2 separate regions of the Homo sapiens genome follow, and region 2 is linked to region 1. The links are chromatin contacts, found by Hi-C in ENCODE. All regions are on one chromosome and are shown on one strand. The core of a region is the stretch at or near the end of the contact, and the rest is flanking DNA. Distances in the headings are between cores, read along the strand shown.

Evidence for each region. Hi-C counts contacts between places; a loop is a spot of excess contacts on that map. Pooled maps may share reads with other maps.
Region 2: a loop to region 1 is called in a pooled map, with 6 times the contacts of the local background. The contact joins the enhancer-like site here to the promoter of C5orf22 in region 1. A Hi-C loop is called at or near these places in 8 of 50 pooled maps.

Annotation. Positions count from the first base shown.
Region 1 is chr5:31,530,852-31,533,626 of GRCh38, reverse strand. It overlaps C5orf22 (chromosome 5 open reading frame 22), which reads right to left and starts at 1,326. Exons shown (of 9, transcript NM_018356.3): 1 at 1,154-1,326. The coding sequence starts at 1,234. DROSHA (drosha ribonuclease III) reads left to right here and starts at 1,534. Exons shown (of 36, transcript NM_001382508.1): 1 at 1,534-1,637; 2 at 2,102-2,177; 3 at 2,703-2,775. RefSeq lists enhancers at 1,105-1,154, 1,205-1,254, 1,285-1,454.
Region 2 is chr5:32,611,903-32,614,677 of GRCh38, reverse strand. No RefSeq gene overlaps it. Among named protein-coding and RNA genes, the nearest start is that of SUB1, 28 kb to the right of the region's middle. Within about 2 kb of position 1,422, at least 3 of the 41 ENCODE cell types and tissues checked have a DNase peak (open chromatin) inside an H3K27ac peak, as active enhancers do.

The DNA of each region.
Region 1 (2,775 bases), core at 77-2,576:
CATCTTCTCTAATTCTAGGTTTAATACCTAATTTGAAAGCACCGTCTAACCTAGGCTTTCTCATTCTCTCAAGGTCATAGACACTATATCCAGGTCCTGAGAAACCTATCTTCCTCTCCTATTAGCTGTCACCAACAGTAAATCCCTCTTCTTTTTTAACGTCCAGAGAACTGCCTCCCATCCCAAGCCTACTGATGCTACTTTAAAACATATTTATTAGATCCATGGGCCTCCTTTGTTGACTTGGAAAAGTCTAGATTAAGACACCAATTTGGCTACTGTAAATCAGCACGGCCATAAACATGGAAACCCCTTTTAGTGTTTATCTATGCAGGGCACCGTGTTAAATTTTTTTTTTTTTTTACGCAATATGGGCCGTGCGCAGTAGCTCACGCCTGCAATCCCAGCACTTTGGGAGGCCGGCGGGGGCCGATCACGTGAGGTCAGACTTTCAGACCATCCTGGCTAACGTGGCGAAGCCCCGTCTCTACTAAAAATACAAAAATTAGCTGGGTACGGTGATGCGTGCCTGTGATCCCAGCTACTCAGGAGGCTGAGACAGAAGAATCGCTCGAACCCAGGAGGCGGAGGTTGCAGTGAGCCGAGATCGCGCCACTGCACTCCAGTCTGGGTAACAGAGAGAGACTCCGTCTCAAAAAAGAAAAAAAAAAGATTTTTAAACACAGTATGCACACAATAATACTCCTAAGAGCCCTGTGAGTCCTACGATTACTGTCCCCATTTCAGATCAGAGCCCACGTTCCAAGCATAAAGCCTCCCATCTAAACAGCAGGGCTGTGGTGGCGATTCCAGGAGATACTTGGAAGCCAGAGTTAACTGCAGGTTAAGAACACAGGGCTCTGCAGCCAGACTGTCCGGTTTCGAATCCCGATGCCACCTTTTGTTTGGTTCTGGGATTTGGGGGCAAACCGAGGTAAATAAGTTGCCCCGACTCGTAGGAAGCGCCCATAAATGTCAGTTCTCATTCTTCCTAGTTAGCTGTTTTGGGGTCCTCTCCACAGCAACGGAATAGGGCAGTTTAACTCTGGTTAACTCTCTGGCCTCCGATGCTAAGGTTGCGCCCTCTGCTTGGCCCTCTGAGCGTCAGGGCTTCCGCTGATTCTGCCCCAGAGCCCTGTTGCCGTCCGCTCACCTCCTGATGATCCTCCACCACCCACACTGGGAGCTTGGGGTAACGCCGGAGACCAGCGCGCCCTCCCGCGGAGTCACTCATGTTTTTGCGCCCGTCAGTTTTGCAGTAAAGCGGTGGCAGCTGGAGAAGACCCGGGAAAGCCGGCGCCTCATCCCGGCCAGCTCTCTCCGGGCGGAAGCGCTCCCTCACCCGGTTGCGTTTTCGGATTGGAGGACGTAGGGGGAGGGGGCGCGGGCTCCAAAGGGTCTTTTGCTGACGATTGGTCTAGACGTCCATCGCTTTCGTTGACGCGCCAATCACCGCGCACAAGGCCCTGCGGTGGGCTGAAGAGTTTTCCCTCCCTTGGCCCAGCTTTCTCAGGTTTGCTTTTTAATTCCCTCGGTTTCCTGTTCCGGAGGCGCGGGCGGTGCCACTGTCTTGGTACCTGCGGTAGTAGCCTGGCTTTGCTCTGACGGCGATCTCGCGGCCCGAGAGCCTTTTATAGGTAAAAGGGGTACCTTGCAAGTGTTAGAAGAGAGTTTCCGAGTGTCAGGATTTAAACGGGGCTGGAGTCTCCGGGGCTGGGGTGAAAAGCGTCCGGGAATTGGGGTCGGGCAGCCCCACTTCAGATCTGCAGCTAAGGGCAAAAGAGCGACGCTAGGCCTGGATCCCGCAAATAAGTGGAAGTGAAAAAGGAGACCTTTCATTCATTTGTGGAGCACACACTATGGTCCAGGCCTGGGGCCGCCCGGCTCTCGGAGGGGAGTGAGATCCTGAGCTCAGCGCCTGCCTCGTGGGGCGTACCGTCTGGCGGGAGATGCAAACAGTAAATGTGCAGTTATGGATCAGGATGAAGGTGACTGCCCTGCAGATCCACCTGGGGAAAGAGGGAGTTCTCAATAAAAATGTAGTCACACTTTAAAATTCTTTTTACATGCACTGACGTTCTGGCCGTGTTAACTATTCAAGACAGCTCCTTCAGTGTCTCTGTTTCCAAACCGCAACCGAGAAGAGACAGACGGAGAAAAGAGAGTTACTTTTCCAGGTGCAGTGAATTCCTTGACTTTTGAATTAAAGTCTGCATCCACAACACAGCCGGACTATGCCTTCAATAGGTCAATTTCATGATTAGTATTTTTAGATTTTCTAACTACTGAAACATCCATGAGGATCTGGCAGTGAATGTTCAGCTCTTGTTACACACTGTACAAGAGTGTTCGTGACCCTGACTTTTGCCCACCTCTAGGTGCGGCACACACCTTTGTGTTCCCCTAAGCCCTGCACATACCTCTTTTTTGTGTGTTTATTGCATTATTTTGTATTTTTAAAACACTTACTTGTACGTGGGTTCTGAGTTCCTTGAATCCTACAGGCTGTGTGTCTTATTATCTCTGAGTCTACAGGGCCTGGGACAGTGCTTCCCATTTATGGGCTCATTAAATATTGCATGACTCAGTGAAAAGGCCTGCTTTCTGTTGCGGAGGTACATGGAAGGGAAATGTACAGTAGCAACATGGAAACATACTATTGGTGAGAGAGTAAACATTTATTGACCACCTACTGTGTGTAGGTTGCTTTTCCCGGGGATGTGAAGGATACAGAAATGACTGTGAATCAACCCATATCATCAAGGAGCTGATAAT
Region 2 (2,775 bases), core at 173-2,672, 1.1 Mb before region 1:
CACTTTTCTTTAAAGTCTGAAGTTATTTCAAAACAAAAAGAACTTGGCCAGGCGCGGTGACTCACGCCTGTAATCCCAGCACTTTGGGAGGCTGAGGCAGGTGGATCCCTTGAGCCCAGGAGTTTGAGACCAGCCTGGCCGACATGGCGAAACCCCATCTCTACTAAAAATACAAAAATTAGCCAGGCAAGGTGGCACACACCTGTAATCCCAGCTACTCTGGAGGATGAGGCAGGAGAATCGCTTGAACCCGGGAGGTGGAGATTATTTGAAGTCCACGCCCGCCGACTGGACCTATGAAGCCTCCATGCACATAGTGAGTATTAGCCTGCACTAACACTAACACTAACAAACGCTACCAAATGTGCACTAACACTGCCAGATAACCTTTCTTCATGTTCCTGGTAAACTCACAATCCCACTGTTGAAGAAATCAAGTTTGGATTGTGTTTAGAATAGTGCTTTTGGAAATACTTCACTGATGGCATTCCAATTGGCCATGCTCAGCCAATTGTTAGAGTTGGCTATTTATGAAGGATTGAAGAAAAATACTAGAAAATATAGCCTCACTTTATTTTATATAAAAGTTAAAAATTAATATCCTGGTTGAGCATGGTGGCTCACACCTGTAATCCTAACGCTTTGGGAGGCCAAGGCTGGGGAATTGCTTGAGCCCAGGAGCTCAAAACCTGTCCAGGTAACATAGCAAGACCCCCATCTCTACAAAAAGTCAAAAAAAAAAAAAGCAATGATGGCATGCATCTGTAGTTCCAGCTACTTGGGAGGCTGAGGTGGGGGAATCACTTGAGCCTAGGAGTTCAAGACTATAGTGAGCTATGACCAAGCCACTGTACTCCAGCCTGGGTGACAGAGTGAGACCTTGTTTCAAAAAATAAAATAAAGTATCTTCCCCCACCCTTGATAATATTTCCCTGTGAGCTGGTTTATTTACTATACATATTATTAAAACAAAACATAGAAACAGTTTAGATAGACACTATCCCCTGTGACTGTCATCAACTCAATCTAGTTAAGTTTTAACAAGAAACAAGTTCATTTATCACATTAAAAACTAAATATTGATATATATCATGTTGTTCAAAACTAGTCTAGGTATTTAATGTGGGTATTTCAATGGCTATTTCCACCATTTCACTCTTTGTTTAGTTTTGTTTATACTGATAATGAACATTGTGCAGTTTTTACTTTTTCTTCACGTTTTTTGATTTATTAAAATATTATTGCTAAATCTAATAATAAAACATTCAGACTTGTATTTTGTATTTTTATACGCTTTTCTAATCATTTATTTGTATTTAACAAAAGTAGTGATCCACAACCCATTGGAAATAACCACAATTTGAGAAGCAATGCAGTCGCCTTTGATATTCCCGAGATGGACACTAGGTGGCGCCCAAGGATCTTCTTCCTGGCTGGTTGCGTGATCTTTGCAATGGCACGCTGGTCATAAGGCGCTTGGCAGTGTATAAGTGATAAGGCGCTTTTCCAGTGTAGACGGGCAGAATTGTCAGACCTTTCCTATCTATCAAGTCCACAGAGAAGGCAACTCACTCTCCTTTGTAGGGGACATCTATAAATAATTGAAGTTGACTTACACAAATGAAGACATTTTCATGTTTTGCCTATTGTTGGGAGGCTTCCCAGCTGAATAGAAGTAATCTCTAAACACCAAAGCTGTTACAACTATTGTTATATCAAGAAGACTATTTGAGAGCCTTTGTTCAATAATAGTGACAGGAGCCAACCACATCCGGGCCAAATTATAAAGGAAATCTACAAAGTCTTTTCAATGCCCACATCTCCCAGAATCAGGAGGGCAGTGGAATGGCAGAACAGAATTCTGAAAAATACCTGGCTGATATCAATCTATAAACGAGACCTCGAGAGGCAATCCTTGCATGCAGTCCTCATAAATATGAGATCCACAGTCAACAGAAAGACTCTCCCACACACAATAGACAGCCGAGTACAACACTTCCGGCTGCTCCCCGGGAGCCACTCACAGGACACTCCTATATTTAAACATACATTGAATGCTATTTAAAAACACACATGAAATATATCAAAGCTTTCCATTAAGAGATCTGAGAATCCAACCCTGATGAGCCCTGCCACAGCTACAACCTATGTGAAAGTTCAGCAGAGAAACTTATTCCTTCAGCCTCACTAGGACAGTGCTAACAAAGACCAGCTTATCACCAACACATAAATTGTCAAAGCCTTTAGCTTTCAATACGTTCTTCCCCCTCTAAGACTTTTGCACCACTGGGGCAGACAGCAAGAAGAATGCAGACCCGTCTATGGCCAAGGGCAGACCACAAGAATGCAGACCTATGGCCAAGGTTGACATCAAGAATGCAGACCTGTCTACGGCCAAGGTCGACATCATCCCTTGAGATGACTTGTCAAGGTTTCCAGGCCTGCCACTTGTGACTAGAAGTCTGATTTCCAACTTGTGTACCTGCCTCGAGAGTTTGCTCTGGCCATTCTTCAAGTTTGTCAGCCCAAGTCCTCAAAAACTTGTAAATCTCCCCATCCAACTCTGACCTTGTTTTGCTTGGGGTTGAACGTGCTAGGAATGAATACCCACTCTGTCAAGGAGAATGCAGTGGAACAGCAGCCACTGGAAATCATCCCTGCGTGGAGATAGGCAGTAGCCCTAGTTATTGCCAATAACCTCATGTTCCTACTGATAATCTTGATCATCTTTGGTAGTGAGACAACACAAAGAGATCATGTAGCCTTGGAATAGAT